Linked DNA regions of Mus musculus: regions 2 and 3 are each linked to region 1. Evidence: chromatin loops called from intact Hi-C (ENCODE). Cell type or tissue: heart. All regions are shown on one strand. Each heading gives the region's core, and the rest is flanking DNA. Links, peaks and the distances in the headings are about the cores only.

The links. Hi-C counts contacts between places; a loop is a spot of excess contacts. Peaks named below come from ENCODE experiments on the same cell type or tissue, not always from the same donor. Only the 100,000 strongest peaks of a DNase experiment are listed, where the experiment ranks them.
Region 2: it touches region 1 in a loop (7-fold over the local background); 20 of 42 quality-filtered maps call a loop at or near these places.
Region 3: it touches region 1 in a loop (3-fold over the local background); 2 of 42 quality-filtered maps call a loop at or near these places.

Annotation. Positions count from the first base shown.
Region 1 is chr3:19,625,384-19,633,554 of GRCm38, forward strand. It overlaps n-TRacg3 (a tRNA gene), which reads right to left and starts at 2,648; the gene lies at 2,576-2,648. It overlaps n-TYgta1 (a tRNA gene), which reads left to right and starts at 2,972; the gene lies at 2,972-3,064. n-TYgta2 (a tRNA gene) reads left to right here and starts at 3,399; the gene lies at 3,399-3,487. It overlaps n-TAagc14 (a tRNA gene), which reads left to right and starts at 3,612; the gene lies at 3,612-3,684. In heart, for the core only: a CTCF peak has its summit at 3,578; DNase peaks (open chromatin) are centred at 2,898, 3,378 and 3,888; H3K4me3 peaks cover 2,266 bases; H3K27ac peaks cover 3,201 bases.
Region 2 is chr3:19,891,707-19,896,706 of GRCm38, forward strand. It overlaps the pseudogene 4632415L05Rik. Among named protein-coding and RNA genes, the nearest start is that of Gm42190, 60 kb to the right of the region's middle. In heart, for the core only: CTCF peaks have their summits at 3,119 (motif pointing left) and 3,322; a DNase peak (open chromatin) is centred at 3,085; H3K4me3 peaks cover 2,620 bases; H3K27ac peaks cover 1,716 bases.
Region 3 is chr3:19,952,042-19,957,041 of GRCm38, forward strand. It overlaps Gm42190 (a long non-coding RNA gene), which reads right to left and starts at 1,913. Exons shown (of 3, transcript XR_880695.1): 1 at 1,726-1,913. It also overlaps a transcript of Cp not described here. In heart, for the core only: no CTCF peak of the experiment used is centred there; DNase peaks (open chromatin) are centred at 2,020 and 5,000.

The sequences.
Region 1 (8,171 bases), core at 1,408-6,407:
CTACTAGGTAAGACCCTCTTAAAGACCCACTACTATCTGCCAATTTTACTTTGGGGTCCAAGACATCTGAACTCTTAAGTGGAAAAAAATAATACCCAATAACAGCAACTGTCAGCCTGAGAAGTATTGTCATCCAGCTGGTGGATTTTCTCTCTCTCTCTCTCTCTCTCTCTCTCTCTCTCTCTCTCTCTTCCTTAAATACTATGTGCTCTTGTTTCTTGAATATTTTGTTTTGCAGAAGTACTTCTGTGGCAGATGTAGAATTTTGTTGCTAGGAAAGGAGTCACTGTCCATCGATGAGTACAGTAGTTAACAGAATGTTCTGGATCCTCCAGATGTTACCAGCCTTTGAACCAGAAAGTGGTACAAAGGGCCCAACTGTTTCTGCCCTTCTTGGGTCTCTTCTAAAGGGCAGTCCTTGCTTTGGAACTACCAAAGGTGCTGGCAGAAGCTGTCAACTCAGCATTACTACATGATGTTTTTCGTACCAGGTCCCCCCTCTCCATTTCTACATTAAAAATGTATACATTAAAAATGTGTATTCTAATTCTTTCTCAGATTCATCTCCCTGGAGAACTTGTTGGTATGACATCTTCAAATTATATTTATTTTCTCTCAGAAAGATATTTAGAGACTGTATTAATTTTCGATTGCTGTAGTAAGACACAATGAACAATGTAATTTGTAAAAGCAAGCATCTAACTTGGGGCTTACAGTTTCAGAAGGTTAGTTCGTGGCCATCATGGTAGAAAGAAAGTGACATAGCCACCAGGTGGGTCATTGGGGAAGGAATGGAGGAAGAGAGGCAGGGAAGGAGGGAGGGAGTGATGAGAGGAGAGATCCACCTAAAATGGTAAGGGCTTTTGAAACCTCAAAGTTGATGCGCAGGGACACACCTCCTAATCTTTCCCAAATAGATTCACCAACTGTGGACCAAACATTCAAATATATTGAGCTTATGGGGTCATTCTCATTCAAACAAGCACAGAGCCTCCTGCAAATTTGACCTTTCTGCTTTCACATGTGCTATTTGATTGGGTAGGCAATTTTGTCTCAAAGTTGTCTTCTCACAGAAAGGCCCTGCCCTACTGCCTTTTAGTGTGTGCTGCTGCTAGGTCTGGCTACAGACCAATTCTTATTCTTGTTCAAGGCTGCTGTCTTTTGTTTTGTTGGGCCCTCATTGGTGAAAGCCTCCAAGGGTTTTACATTTCACCAGCCTGTGTTCAGCCTTGGCTGTTTTTATCCAGTCCTCATGGATGGCCACTTTGCTCCCCGATTGCCTGTTTTATGTTCTAGAACATGTATTCGGGAGTTGTGTTCTCTGGATCTCTTTTCCATGCTCTCACTTTTATAATGTTTTGCTTTCCAATGTCTGATGTGCTTCAAGATATGTGCACTCTGATTTACATCTTCACATTTGGTCATCATCTATGTCTGACGTATAATTTTTTTGCCTGAGCAGACCTGGTTTTAAGGTTTAAGAACTCAGTTGCTCTCTGATGCTTTTGCTACCTGTGTTCTGGTTTTCACTGTTGCAATACCTTCTTGGATTCCTAGAGGAGAACCATAAGCATTTCGAAACATACTTTTGTTCCGTTACTCATGTTATTTTTAATTCTCTTGGGCCATTTGCTTCATTTGAACTTTCTTCTATTTAAGGTGTTGTTTCCCCATTTAAGAGACAAATGGGCTTTCTCATTTACTGGGAAGGGCTGAAGCGCATGCTGTATCTCATCAAGAGCTCAGCGATTTGTAGGGGAGCCCTACGGCCCTAGAGAAAAAGGAACTGAAGGCACTGAGGAAGGAGCCTTCCTGACACTATAGCCTTCATTTCCTACGGCTTCCCTGTGTGACTGTGTCTGTAGCTCACGTGAAATTTTGTAATAAGAGACAAAAAAATAAAAGAAACCACCATCATCCCCCACTTCTTGGTCCCCTGTGCTTCTTCCTCTTAAGTTGCTTGAGGGTGATGGTTTCTCTCACAGTGCAAAGATGCTGTAACAATGACCTGAAAATAATCACTTTGTTTCCTACCCTTGCAAAATAAGAAAATGAACTAAGAACACGATAGCGGCTCTTTGGTTTGTCTATGAACTTACGTGGAGGAAAGCAACGCTCCCTCAACTTCCATAAAGGTTCTTTTTTCTTTTTTTCTTTTTTAACCCTGAGAAACACTAAACAACTTTAAAGATACCAGCTGCTATCTAGTCGGCATGATAACAGCCACCTAGCTCCTTTTGCTCAAACACCTGACTTGGTGAAAAGACCCAAGCCAATGGGTGGATTAAAAACAAAAAACAAAAAAAAACCAAAAAGCCCTACAACTGTGTGGGCACATTATCAGAATATGGAGACAAACACTTATCATTTTACTGTCTTAAAATGCCAAGTAATGGCCCACTTAGATAAAATATTTTTCTGAACGCTTCAGAACCATGTCAAAAATGTATTTTAATGAATGGCCCTGCGCCACGTGCCTTAAGAGGGGTGATGGGGCCAGGAGCAGGGACAGGCTGGTTATTAATGCAGGCTGCTATAAGTACTGAGCTAGCCCAACACGGTTGGGCCAAAAGCTCGAGCCAGGTAGGAGTCGAACCTACAATCTTCTGATCCGTAGTCAGACGCGTTATCCATTGCGCCACTGGCCCGTCGGCGTGGGCTACTCTAGGGGCTTTCGAGATGACAGCATGAGATCGTTCTCTACAGTCTTATAGTGAGAAGGGCAAAGGTGGCACAGGCAGGCGAGGCGAAGAATGAGAACCAGAGCCTGGGCCTCCCGAGGACTTTGTGCTAGGGTCCTTTCTAGGCCGCTCAGGAATGCGGGAGGCAAAACGATGGCTGTGCGCATGCGTAGAACGACCCGCGCCCCTAACGTCTGAGTCCTGACTAGTGCGCATGCGCAGCTCCCTCTGTCAACCGAACTCCTGATTGAGATGTGTTCAGTGTCAAGGGGCAGAACATTTCTTGTGTCCCTTCGATAGCTCAGCTGGTAGAGCGGAGGACTGTAGCTAACTCCCCGTTAGAAGACATCCTTAGGTCGCTGGTTCGACTCCGGCTCGAAGGAGACAGTAATGTTTTCTCCATGCTTATGTGTTTAGACTTACCGGTCTTGCCCGGGGCCCCACTCTCAGCTACTGTACTCGCTAACCATCTTGGCGGTTCGAGGACTTTCTCTCCCAAAAGGGCCTGTATTCTTCCGTACTCGTCAACCTTTTGCGACCTCATAGTGAGAGCGCTCTCCGACCAGTCCCAGAGTACGGGTGTACTACCACTAAGTCGGTTCCTCACGTATGCGGTTGCGCGAGCCCGCGTTCCACGCACGGGGGCGACCTTTTTCCCGGCCGCGCGGAGCAGTGACGTGGCGTTATGGAGCCCTTCCGTCAACCGGCTTGCCGCTCCCTTCGATAGCTCAGCTGGTAGAGCGGAGGACTGTAGGCTTGTGGCTGTGGACATCCTTAGGTCGCTGGTTCGATTCCGGCTCGAAGGAAAGAGCTTGCTATTTTCTTTTACCTTTTAATCCTATCTATGAGGCATGTTCGGAACAAATTTCCATGCCTCGCAGTGCGCTCCTCCTCCTCTAGGGGAGCACATAAAGGCCAGATGCCGGTGGAGGGGGATTAGCTCAAATGGTAGAGCGCTCGCTTAGCATGCGAGAGGTAGCGGGATCGATGCCCGCATCCTCCAGTTCCCCTTTTTTTGTCTTTGCATTTCTGTAGTTTTTCTTTTCATTGTTATATACCTCAATTGAAGCCGAAAGACAGTAGGCAAAACTCAGCGAGATGATTTTCAACCTTTCAACCTTGTATTTTGTGTGGTGTCCAAAACTTCCAGGCATGCATTAACCGGTATGCAACAGCCGCTCCCCAGCAAAACCCGGAAATAGACCCAGCTTTAAACCCTGGCTAAGCTGAGGGTCCGGGGCTGTGTGGCTCCACGGGGGACGAGGCCTAAGGGTGTATATCATGGCGCTGGAGTGATTTTCTTCAGAAGCGTACGGGACTCTAGTCTTCTCCAGGAAGAAATTGTGGGGCATCGCGTAGACTAGGGACTTTCACAGAGGGTAAATTGAAAATTAAAACAAACGAACAAATGAAGCAAACCAAACCAAACCGAACCAAAAAAAAAAAAAAAAAAAAAAAAAGGTCCGATTTAGGCTCCCTCGTTAAAAGACATACTACACACGTACACACATATACTTCAGTCAAGGGCAGAATTATTAGCCTTTTGACGATTATAATAAGTCATAATTCCTTTGTACATTTTAGAGTCCTGGGCAACCTGTGTGCTTTTGTTTCCAGTGTATACAATCTGCTGCAATTTCTAGCTGTCTTCCACTTTCTATCTTTCCATTTTTAATCCTATTTTGTTATTTTCAATAAAGCTTTTGATTAAATCTTTGTCACTTAAATATATCCCCCTACATAAAATTATGTATTTTTCTTATTTTACAAAGGTTCCAAGTAACTCCTCGGGGCCTGCAGGTGTGGCATGTTCACCAGGCCTCTTCTCAAAGGCTTCAGGAGCTGGGCTTGAGTTGCCTGTGCCTCCCAAGTACCGTGTGTGTGCGTGTGCGTGCGCGTGTGCGTGTGTGTGTGTATGCGTGTGCCAGAGCAGGGTGTGCAGGCCTCTAGCTCTTCACTGTCTTCCTCCGCTTTCCCAGAACTGGGGTTATTGGTGTTCACCACAGTGCTTTGCCACTTAAATCTTATTTGTGAACAATAACAATTCCTGTAAGTGTATGTGGTAAAAAGAGAAAGGAATGTCAAGTCAGATAGTAGGGATGGTATCTGCACCAGAATCCAGACACTTCCTGAGGTCAGCAATCCAGACAGGGAAGTGCAGAGGTTCAGATGTGAAAATCAGGAGGCTGGGTCACAGAGAGGTTAGTCACACAGGAAGTGAGAGCCAGTGGCTTGTGTTGACTCTGTAGGACATTGGACAGGGTGCTCAGCATCTGGGTTATTTCCCTTTCATCTTCCATAAAGCAGGATGGCCCTGTGGCACTTCCTCTCACTTAAGATAGAATTTCACTCTCTTAGCAGAGGTCCTGGAACACAGTAAGAATCAATAAGAAGGGGGATGCGGATGGAGGAAAAGGAAACGGGAGGGGAGGAGAGTGAGAGGCATAAATGCAGCCTGGTATTCTGCTGGCACACTGCAGAGCCTGGGACAGACTTCAGTACCAAGGGGCCTGGTGAACATGCTACACCCGCAGGCCCCGAGGAGTTACGTGGAATCTTTGCATATGTGTTGTCTAAACACATATGTGCTGTCTAAACACATAAGACAGTGCAGAAAAGGGGTGCTGGGCTTTCCCAAGCCAAGGAAGTAGACCAAGACTGAAAATACAGAATGTGGTTAAACACATTATGGGATGGCCATGTAATAGCGTATGTGTAAAAGTAACCACTGGCATTTTACTAAGAGCTTGTAAGAACATGGCGGCAGGGGTGTGTAGTTCCAATGGTGCTAAGGAGGACTAGAGCCTGGTGAAGGCGTCAGATAGGACCACTTGCTGGGCATCTCACTGGGTATTTCTAGCACAGAAATTGTGCCAAAAAGCTAAGAAGCTGAGTGGTGGTGGCGCACACCTTCAATCCCAGGAATTGGGTGGCAGAGGCAGGCAGATTTCTGAGTTCGAGGCCAGTCTGGTCTACAGAGTGAGTTCCAGGACAGCCAGGGCTACACAGAGAAACCCTGTCTCGGAAAAACTAAAACCATGCAGGGGCTGAGGATGGTTTCTTAGAACCATGTGGACTTCTGAGCACCGCCCTGCTGAAGCAACACAGGTTTCCAACCTCTTGAACTTGTCACAAACTCTTACAGAGGACAGAAAATATTGCTGTAAGCCAATGAGGTTGTTTGTCTTGATCATCAACATAACTGATAACTTGTTTGGTTTGTCCTTAATGGGACAAGTATTTACAATCCCATGTATGGCCATGGTCTCTGTTGAACATTTGCACGGTTTGGGTTATTTCAAATTTTTGGCAGGCCTTGACGGTGGAGACTTAATTTCTATTGTTTGAAGCTTGTATTTCTCTTGTCCTTTGTGGGTTTTGTCTGTTTCTTTAAACTTTTATTGGACATATGAAAACGTCTTGTTGACTTGCAATGCACATTTTGTAGTTAAAGTCTGTAATCAGCAATAAAAACCCAAAATGTGCAAAACAAAAAAAACAAAACAAAAACAAAAAAACCCAAAAAACAAAAAACAAAAAAAAGAAAAACTAAAACCAACACAAAACAAAAACCAACAACAACAACAACAAAAATTGTGCCAAGAAATGTTCAGAAGAAAGTATGGTATGCTAATTTTTACTCATTTTCTCAAAGATCTTCGTGATGAAGTGAAATCTAGAAAGAACAACTTTGAAGGTGGAACAATTATCAAGATAAAACACAGCTTCCAGTGAGCAGTTTGCAATCAGCTTAATACATGAAATGCCAGCGTGTAAAGCACTTGAAATTAGTCCCTTCCTTGTGATTTTTATCTTTATGAAATGTCATTTCTCATTCAAAATTTAAAGTCATATGTTCAAACTCCTTGTTGCCAGGTAGCAAGAAAAACTGTAACAGAGCCAATGAGCAGAGGCAACATGGCAAGTGACCAGTGGAGTTTCTGATCAGGTACTGGGCTCTTCTGCGTAGGTAATAACTGGGATCTCACTACACAGATGAAGGCTAGGGCTGGTTTATTTCTCAGTAACTTTTAAGATCGATGCATAAAAGCAGAAATTCTCAGGATGAGGGTCTTGCCTCTGTTGTCACTGTAAGGGGTGGTGGTTTTGTGTATTCTAGACTGGCCTTCAATAGGGTGCGGCCTTGGCTCTACCTCCCACACACTGGGAAAACAGGAATGCGCAAGTAGCTCACATTTTTTAGGAAGTGGGGTTTTTTGTTTGTTTGTTTGTTTGTTTGTTTTTATCCACAGCTTTGGCTATAGGAAACCAAAGGAAGAGCCATTGTATCTGGGTGATCTACCAAGCCTTATGGAGAGAAGGTGAAGCCCCAGCTGACAGTATATTGTTAATATGGAATCTGTGTCAAGGACCCCAGTGTAGCAGACCCAAGGAGGGAAAAAGCCTACCCCAGGTGAGGTCCACAGGGATGACAAAGCTTTCCTCTGTTCCCAGAACTAGTGAGGAGTGACTGGCCTTTAGTTAAAACCAGTGTATGCAGAAACTGTCAACCAGAGCTTCCTGCCTCTGTATGTGTGCATGCTGAGGGTGCTGCTTCTCAGAGGCCTCCCTCTGGAGGAGTTAGCCCCTTCCCTGTGTGATATACACAGGAACTTTCTGGGGGGATTTATTGTATCATGGGTGACCCCACACAGCTTTTCTAGCTGTCATTTCTTCATTCTTGTGTCCCTTGAGTCATGTTTCCAGGGCCAAGTTGTGCAGAACACAGCAGAGCCTGGTACTTGGAACAAACCCAGTTCATCTAAATTTCAAATAAAGTGTAGCCTTCTTTATGGAATGTGTAGTGTATTTTGCTTATAATAGTTGTGGGGAGGAGGACGGATGGATGTGTATTGCAGAAAACTACTAACATTTTTAGCCCAGGAGTTGGCTCAAGTACCCACATAAAAACACTTGCAACCCTAGTGCTGGGCGATGAAGACAGAAGAGTCCCAGGGGCTCACTAACCAGTCAGCCTGTGCAATTGTCCTGTCTTCAGAAGATTCAGAGCATGAGAGCTCATGGCAGCTGATGTCAGTGTCTGGCTGTCATATGCACGTACACGCAGAGCTAGCACATCTGTGCCCACACACCAAGAACACTTGGTTTACCCAAGATTAATTATTTGCTGTTTTGTTTTGTTCTGGGATTAAAGTAATTTGGAGGAGAATTAATCAATGCTGCAAGCCATGTCCTGCGTGTGTGTGTCCACTCTTCCTAAGCCCCCTCCTTCAGGGCTCACCAGTGCCTCCAGCATTCACATCATCTGGTGTTCTTACCTTGTTTTGTTTGTATTTTTCTCTGTTTTAATGATGGAATCAGTCATAACTTCCTCGATTTTACTGGGTATAAGATATTAAGCTAGAAGCAAGACTGGCCTTGCAATTCCTGGTTTTCTTTCAGTCTATGTTGATCTTGATTGCCAAAGGACTGATTTTAGAATCTTTTAGGAAGCCTTTGGGCATGTCTGTGAAGGCACTTCAAGATGGA
Region 2 (5,000 bases), core at 1-5,000, 260 kb after region 1:
GTAGGAAATTGAACAGCATTGAGAAAGAGAGGTCCAATGTGAGTTCAATTCCCAGAACCCCCCAAAATTGTCCTCTAATCTCCATATGTGTGCAATAGCACAGATATGCCCATATACACAACAAATAAATTAGTTTCATTTCTTAGGGAAAAAAGTAAAACTACATTGATGCCATTTTAAAGACTGATAAAATTGTTTTAAGAACTAGCTGTACTAATCAAAGTAACCGTGTGTTGAGATGGTGAAAAGTATTAATTTAATGTCCTTAAACATCTTATCCCTTTTCATGGTGAAGTGGGGACAAGAAACAGAAAACCTCATTTAATGGGCTGGAGAGATGGCTCAAGAGGTTAAGAGCACTGACTGTTATTCTAAAGGTCCCGAGTTCAAATCCCAGCAACCACATGGTGGACCACAACCATCCATAATGAGATCTGACACCCTCTTCCCATGTGTCTGAAGACAGCTACAGTCTACTTACATATAACAATAAATAAATCTTTAAAAAAAAATAACCTCATTTGATGAGAAAGGTCACAAAGCTGTCACTCTTCATTACATTCCCCCTTTAGAGATCTAGAGACAGTTAAATGAAAAGTAAGAGTGTGTAGAACAAGTGAGGCGAGTACTCTGACTTATAACTACCAGTGACTTGAAGCCAGGTGATAAACAAACAGGACCCAGGTTAGTCATGAGCCTGCCATGTGCAAAAGAAGCATGTGCTCTGGCCACACTCATGGAATTCCATGGGGAAGCTTCAGGAAAACTTTCGAGGTTCTCAATAGAACCAAGGGAGCTCATGGAACTGGAAGACAGCTCTCTGAGGCAAGCTGTTGGGTTTTGATAGCCACAAAGGTTATATGGTGTCTACAGAGGGCTAGGGGTGTGTCAAAATCAGCTAGAAACTGGTGTTGCTTGCAAAGTAGAAGGATGATCTAGAGAAGGAGATAGAAGAGATCCAGGCTAGGATCAGGTAAGGCCATGGCAGTGGGGATGGGAAGGACATAATATACAGGCACAAGCTACCGAGCCTTTTGTTGGGCCCTATTTGGCCTTGGTTTGGGCTCAATTTTTGAGACCCGTCATTCTCCTCCACTTGAGAATGACTCAGCACGACCTACCAACCTGATTGAGACTGCCTCTGCCTAGCTACTGCTGATGTAGGCCCCGTGAGATAACCCCACACCCCTCGTCATTTCACTCCATCACATATGTCATCTCACCCCATATCCCTACCCCCACCTCCTTGCCTTCTCTATATAAGCAAGTATCTAGTTTAATAAAGTGAGTTTCTGCTTTGACAACACTCCTGGCCCAGGTGTGTTTGTTTGGGGCCATCAACACTCACCATCCCACTCAGCCTCAGAGAGGCTGAAGTGAGCTCTCTCCTCTCGCCTGGACCTGCTAGCAGAGAGCCAACAGGCTTTTGAACTGATTAGATATGGAGATAGGAAAAGTTAAAGATGAACTTGCCATCATCAGAGCAAGTTACTAGATAGGATGAATATGACATAACCTGGGACTATTGTCGATACGGTATTCCCAATGGCAGGGTTCCTCGGGCAGCAAAGGCCATGAGGAAGAGGATGAGAGGATGACAGAAGGAGGAGCAACTTTGGGGGAAGCTTTGTGCTGTGTAGTTTTAGACATCTGGTCTAGCATCAAGAGGTTACAGTTAAAGGAATATAGTGGCTCCTTCCTGTAATCCCAGAATTTGGAAAGAAGAGGCAGGGAAATCAATTCCAAGACCATCCTTAGCCATAGAGAAAATTTAGAGAGATATACAAAACAAAAATAATTTGAATGACTCCCTATGCAACTAAGGCTGGCCATGAATACCTGACCCTCTGCCTCTATCTCTAGAGTGCTGGGGTTATAGGCATATGCCATACCCAGTTTAGTCTGCATTTTAAAATGTCTATTTAAGGGGGGATGGGGAAGGCAGTGAAGGAGTAAGACAACAACAACGGTACTTGTATGAAAGCACTATACTAAAAACTGTTACATTGTATTCTAACTGAAAACTTGGCTTTAGAAATGAGGCTGGGTACGGTGTTGCATGTCTATAATGCTAGTCCTTGGGAGAGAGGTAGAAGATCAAGAATTCAAGGCCTCATCAGATGCATTTGAAGTTTGAGTTCTGCTTCAACCTCATGTGATCTAGATTAGAAAACTTCAGTAAAAGTCTACTAATATGATTCAAACAACAACAACAACAAAATGTTTGCATGACATCACACTGAAAACGCGCCCATTGTAACACCAGGGTCATTATGCCGATAGCACTCATATTCCCTTGGTGTCTCACCTTATTAAGTCAATTCACCTTCTAGGTCTGCCTTTTCATCAGTGAAAATAACAGCAGATCTCATCTATTGAGAACTTTCTCAGTACCAGTTATTAACTAAGGTTCCATATTTACCAATGTATTAACAGAACTAGAGTAAAACACTTATCAAAGTAAATGACAGTAAACAGTAAATTGAGACAGGTATAATGCGGCCTTAGATTCCCAAGCCACCACAAGTATTGAATTAAAAACGGATAGCCAGTTTTCACTGGTATCTTAGCCTTCCTTAACGTACACATTTAAAACAGTCCTGGATGAGGAGTACTATTAGAGTCACCACCTTACACGATTTTTCAATCTTAACTAAGTATCTCAGGATCAAATAGTGGCACAGCCGTAACTGGAACCTAAGCTTGCAACCACCCAGCACAGCCGAGAAGCCTGCCCTAAGTCGCAAAACAATCAATCTTTAAGTGTATCCGTGGAATCGCTCACTCCTAGGGCGCAAAGACCTGGCTATGACTCTGGGGAGATAATTTGTCTCGCCCCAAACACTTTTGTAATTGATTTACCCGCAGTGTGTATGCATACTACCTCTGTAAACAACAAAGCTAGCAGCCCCAGAAGTTTGGGAAGCCCGCGCGTCCTACCGCGACCACTCCCCGCCCCGCTGCACTCTGGGAAACGTAGTCCTAGCCAGTCTCTGAGCCTTTTAGTCTTCATACAGTGAACCCTCAGCGCCTGTAAGGCCACATTCGGTTGCGAATCCGGGGCCGGCCTCTAAGCACATCAGCTCTCCAATGCCGCCCTCTGCTGGCCTTTCCCTTACCACACATTGCTAACCGGCTCCACGTACCCCGGAAATAAACTCTTCTTTTCCGGATTAAGAGTCCAGAGGTCCGTCTGTGGTTTGGGGGTATTTGGGTGCCCCTGGAATGAAGTACGTTCTGAAGTATGCTGCACCGAAGTGAGGGGACCGGGAGTCATGGAGGGCCAGAGCGCAGAGATGCTGCAGGCCAGGTGGAGGCGGAGAAGTTGCAGCGCCTCCCAGTGCACAAAGAGCTGGAGCAAGAATTCGACCTTGGCACCCTACCGGCTCCGGACCGCACTCCCGGACAGGCCGAGCTGCCGGCCTTGGCGCGGGACAGCACGCAGCTGCTCATCACCGTGCTGCTGCCGACCGTGCGCTGGGGGAGGCGGTGGTAGCGCGCTTGCCGGTGCCCTCCACTCGCTTGCCCCGCGGGAAGCTGCTATCCGTGCCGCGGCTGCTCACCCGCTGGCAGCAGTTCGCGCGTCATCAGAGCATCCACCCAAGAAGACCACTTTCTTGTGGGACGAGGTGAGTGGCCAGTGACGGTGCTGATTGGACTGCAAGCTCGCCCGGAACCACAGTATGGAATGGCTGATAAATGTGCCTGGGGGCACCCGACCCCATGGAAGCAGATTTAGGCCAAGAAGGAACGCGTGGCCAAGAACGAGCTAAAACGACCGCGGATCCGAGTGCACAAGATGTAGATGCCCAACTCAGTCGGCCTGCACCCAACGAGACACCTGAGTAAGGAGGAGCTGGTCTGCGCCCAGCAAGTGGCCAGTGACTCCACCGCTGCAGTGGGACGCTTCCAGGAGCGCCTCTCTAAGGAGAAGACGCCCCTAGAGCCCCGGAAGAAGAGGAAGTTTTAGTCCCTCTTTGAGGACTTTGTGACCGAGAAAATGACCAGTTGGAGCTACTGAAAGTCAAGAACAGCAAGAAGCCTCATCAGGATGTGAGGGGGCGCATCAACAAGCAGATGAGAGAAGAGGAAAATGAGCCAGAAAGGCGAAGAGAAAGGGGATCCAGCAAAGATCTTTGAGTAAGAGCAGGGGCTGGAGAGATGGCTTAGCAGTTAAGAGCACTGACTTCCCTTCCAGAGGTCCTGAGTTCAATTCCCAGCAACCACATGGTGGCTAAATAATAAATAATAAATCTAAAAAAAAAAAAGCATTCCAGGCAGCCTGCTCTAGGTGACAAGAAGAAAGAAGAATTGTACCAAGGAAGCAGTGTTCTCCCCATTGATCCTGTTCTGCCAAGCTGCAGGCTGGTGCAGGAGGTGGCCGCCACCCTCGTTGAGCTTGACATTGAAGGGACAGGTTTGCCTCCCTTCACGTCAGTGCTGGACTATGCTTTTCCCACAACAGAGACATTGGCTGGAACTTATAGCTCTAATTTGAGAACATGAGATTTGTAGAAATAATATGGTCAGAACCAGGAATAACTTAACAGCCTGCTTTTTTATCTTGACTTTGTATATTGGGTTGATGAGATTTCTGAAGTATAGTAGATTGGTCTCAACATTTTCGCATTATTTTTGTAGCAGCTTGTGTATGTATCAAAGCAGGGAGAATGGGGAAAACTATGTGATTTGCACGTATTATAAAAGATATGCTGATACCTGGTGTTAATTTTAACTTTTACTGTAGGTAGAAGTTGTTGAACATGAAGCCAGTGACCTGGGTACCAATATATTGTGTGCTTAAAAAAAAAAATGGTTACAGGTAAGTCACTTGTATTAGGAAAACTCAGAAGTTTATTTAGTGCTAAGTATAGTATCGAAAGCACAGTACAATTGATGTTGGCCAAATGAACACATTGTTTTAAATGATAAATTGGAATTAACCTTGTTACTCCAGAAAATACTTGTCATTTTGTTTATAATCAGTGGCTTTTGTTGAA
Region 3 (5,000 bases), core at 1-5,000, 330 kb after region 1:
GCTCAGACATATGAAACTATAAGGCAAATCTGTGTTATTAGGCCACTAAGTGCATGACAATTTGTTACAGTGGCAATAGAAATATATATTTACCTAATCAGTTGTATAAAGATTAAATGAAGAATTGATATGATTCTTGGCATAGAGCTTTATAGTGATAATACAAGAAATGTGAACATTATGGTAGCTAACACTTAATAATTTTTTTTGGTGTTGGTTGATCTGATATATCAAATATCAATCCAAGTACTTAGGATTTAATACAAAACAGGCTTGATCCAATGAAGAGAACACATTGCTTCTAATATAAAGTATATACTGCTGAGACAAACACAGATACTTATACCCAACCATTTGACTGAAGTTGGGGACCCCTGTGGTTGAATTAGAGAAAGGTTGGAAGAAGTTGAGGAGGAGGGCGACCACATAGAAAGATCAGCAGTCTCAACTAACCCAGACCCTTGAGATCTCTCAGACACTAGGCCGTCAACCAGGCAGCATACACGAGCTGGTCCGAGACCCGCAACACATATACAGCCGAAGACTTCCTGGTCTGGCCTCAATGGGAGAAGATGTGCATAACCCTCGAGAGACTTGAGGCCCCAGGGAGTGTGGGGAGGCCCAGCAGGAGCATGGGGGACATCCTCATGGAGACAGTGGGAGGAGGAATGGGATGAGGAATGGAGGAGGGCTATGTCTAAATTGTAAAAAAATAAAAGTAATAATAATAAAAAAGAAGTATGTGTTGTTTTGTATAATTTTTCATATTTTATGGTGCTATAACATTTTGGGAAGGGAAGATTTTTCTAAGTAGAGAAATACTACCCTTCCAAAGCAAGTTAATTGACTGGCTTAGTAAAGAACTTCCTGGCAAATAGGCCTTTTACATACTCCTAAAAGCCTGCTTGGTTATATTCTCCTGGCCAAGCCACTGTTTTCTCCATCCAAACTCATCCAAGGGCAAGATACTAGACATAGGGACAGCACTTCTGCCCTTAAATGAACTGGACTTTTTTTTTTTTTTAATTAGCCAATTCTAAACTGTTTGCCTTGTACTGCCAGTAGAAGCCAGCAATCTATGCTTCTCTTTACCTCTGCTCCTTTCCCCTGATCAGCTTCAATGCTTTCCATGCAAGGCCCTGTGTAGTGTGCTGCCCTCTTGTTTCAAGGTGGAGGTGTGAGCATTAATATACTTTTCAAAATTTGAGGTGCTCTGGTCCATGTCATCACTCAGTGTCTTTTTACAAATTAAGTTCTGGCACAAAGCATTATTTATAAACTTATCATCCCATCGTAGAGCAGAAGCCAAGAGAAATGGAGTCAGATATGTTGAGATCAAGAATATTTCGTGTTTCCCACTGACATTTGAGGTAACCAAGTCTAAAGGATACATTTCTATTATTCAGTGGATAATTAGTGGTGGCTCCTGCCTGTATTCCTAGCAATTGGGAGGCAGAGACAGAGACAAACACAATGTAATGAATTTGAGGTCAGCCCAGTCTATACAATCCAGGCCATCAAGGCTACACAGTGAGACCCTGCCTCACATTCCCTAACCTCAACAAAAGTCTTTAGTCAGACACAGTCACTCCTTCCTGCAATCCCAGTGCTTAGGAGAGAGAAGCATTCACATGAGTTCAAAGCTAATGAGTGCCAGACCATTCTGCGTTATAGAGTGAGACCCTGTCTCAAAAAGCAAACATAACCACAACAACATAAACTTACCCACTTCAGTCTTTGAGGTTTTGTTCACTATTGATAAGCCATAGGTTTTGTGTCTATATCATTCAAAGTAATAAGAAAATGAAATTAAGTTGGTGCCCTTCTACTACTTAAAAATAAAATCTCCTTTTGTTTCACATTGTACTGTTAGCTTTGGCAGCAACAAGACTTTCCTCCTCTGCTGTGAGGGCTTTGCTTGCCAGAACGGATAGACGGGGCCATGACCTCTCTCTAGGCATTCAAAGGAGTATGAAGCAATCAGAGTTTTCTGAGAACCCATCCCTAAATAGCCATGAAATGGTCAGTGGAACAGAAAATTTTGGCAGGGCTCACACTGTGCTGGGCTAACATTGTGTACCCATAATGAAAGCTCTGCAGGTGGCCCGACCACTGATAAAATTCCAGAGTTGCACAACTTCCTCTGTAAAAATCAGCAGGCTGATGGTTAGACTGTTCTGGGGCAATGCCCTATTCTATACTAAATCTCTTGCTAATAGAGTGAAGGACAATCCTTATTGCTAATGTGTCTTTTAGTAATTCTCTTGGCACAGAGGTTAACAGTTCTTACTTGACCCACAAGAAATATGAACAGAAATATTGAAAATGAAGAGAAATTTCAACCTGACAGAAATAAACTGAAGTGAGATTGATAAGAGGATCTTCTCCCTTGGTTTGAACCATTCTCAACTTTGGAATCTTAAATATAGAAGAAACTCCCTCTGTCCAAAAACCTTCAAGACAATGAAAAAAAACCTGTGAGAAATGAAGCTTTCACCTTACTATTGCACTGACATTACCAAGCAGTTAGCTTACACACTGCATTTAAGGAGGTGCTCCTTAGATGCTCAAGGCTCGGGATGTCTCTTTTGCTTTGCCCTTTACACTCGTGCTCACATTTCTGGTCAGCTCAGTCTATATTGTTGTGCTGCACTTTTCGAGTGCAGGGAAATCTCCACTACACTATTATTCAAAGTTTCCTTTTACATAGCAGCTCTGGAATTGCTCTGGGGAGTGATTGTGGTGTTTAATGCCCCTGCAAACAGCTGGTTCCTTGAAACTTTTCCTTCTTATTTAAGTAGCCCTAAAGCTTATGGGATTCTCCCCACTTCCTGCCATACAGCAAGCCGCATGCTTCTCAGTGGAAAAATAATCAACATAAAGTGGGACAACAATTCAAACTTAATGATTTCTCCTACACTATATATAAAGGATTCACTGGCACCAATTAGGGTTCGTGTTTAATCATTTAGTTCCACCGTCACTGTGAAGGGTCCTATTAGTATAGGATTCATCTGGAGCCTATATGATCCCATTTATTTACTAGTTGGCAGAATATTTTGGGAAGTAGGCACTATGGAGATGGCTGCTCTGGCCTCCTTAAACCCACAGTAAATTTAAACATGTAGAGAAGTAAGATCAATAGTGGCTTCTTGTTAGTTAGAGGCACATCCCTCCCTCTAGAGAATGAACTGCTAGAAGATGCCTTCTAATTGCCTGTCTTAGGGGAAAGAGCCGTTTGGGAAGAAGTTTCTTACAAAACATGGAGCTTGACCAATGAAGTTTGGACAAAATTTCAGACATACTCCTGTCCTCCCTGTGGATGTGAAGGAAGAGTTGTTCAGGAAAGTTCCAGAAAGAGGCTTGGGCACCTCGCCTCCTATAATTCCCTTTTCTGTATAAAGTCAAGTGGTCAAGATTATCAGTAGCAAGGATAGCCCAGTAGCTCAGTACTAGAGCACTTGCCTGTTAAACATAAGGATGCCTAAATCTCTGTATTCAATCCCATTAAAACACACACACACACACACACACACACACACACACACACACACACACACACACTGTTGTTAGTAGCTTGCAAGGTCATTTCAATTGATCTGGATAATTTCCTTCAAGGCTGACCTTTACAAATGAGGAAACTGAAGCTAAGGGTAAGAATTTTGACAGCATCAGATTTTAACTTTATCCTGACATTTTTTTTCTAGCATCTATGACTGACATTGTGTTCCTCATTTTTCATGTGTTAATAAGTTTTCATGTTGTATATAACGGCATGCATGCTCCATGGAGTTATATCCACTGCTATCTGCCCACTGAGGACAGAACTGCACGCACCATGGAACTCATTCAATATTTGTTAAATAAGAGTACCTGTTCTGATACCAGTCTATTTCAGCAAATAGCATTTAGTGCTATACAGTATCCTACAAGAAAACAACAATAACAACAATCGCTTTATTAACACAAAATAGTAACTGCTATCATCAGGATTGCATTTCACTTTAGGAAAAAAAAATTATACATTTAGATACATGCCACAAGTGAAGACAGAGTTCTAACCAAAAATCTTTTACCTTAAAGCTCTCATACATGTTACAGAGAGAAATTCTAGGTTAATAAACAAAGCTCTTTTTCCAGTTGAGTAAAATCATTCTTTGCCTTTGAAAACAGGCTTAATTGTGGTTGATTTTTTTCTTTTCCTCTCTCTTTCCTATCTCTTTTCCTTTCTCTCCTCCTCTTCCTTCTTTGCCCATTCTCTCTCTCTCTCTCTCTCTCTCTCTCTCTCTCTCTCTCTCTCTCTCTGAGTATTACTTCATTGTACAGACGGGTACTAAAATCCTAGATTCAACAGATTGTCATGTGCCAGTTTCCCCATTATGCATAGCTTATTTGGTTTGTGACTGACTTCTTTTTTTTTTTTAAAGATTTATTTATTATTATACATAAGTTCACTGTAGCTGACTTCAGACACACCATAAGAGGGTGTCAGATCTCATTACAGGTGGTTGTGAGCCACCATGTGGTTGCTGGGATTTGAACTCAGGACCTTCAGAAGAGCAGTCAGTGCTCTTATCCGCTAAGCCATCTCACCAGCCCTTGTGACTGACTTCTATCATTCAAACAAAATTATCATTTCCTGGTATGTTCTTCTATTAATTTCTACATAGCAATCCATGTCAACTGATAAAGTCTCTATAACACACAGTACAAAAAAATTTTTTTAAATGAAATTTTTATTGGCTACTTTTACGATGTGCTAAATATGTTTCATATCTTCAAAATTACAAGTAAGTTTTTGTTAGTTTTCTAAAAATCATTAACAATGACATATTTGATTCATTTTTCCTTGGCTTATTAAAAACTGGCTCTGGGTGAGGTGTAGTGCCTGGGATTGCTAGAAGAACAAAGGGAGCATTTAGAGATGGTCTCTGCCCTCCTGGAATTTACACGATGAATGGAAGAAGATGCAGAATTGCGCATGCTGTGCATGTCCAACA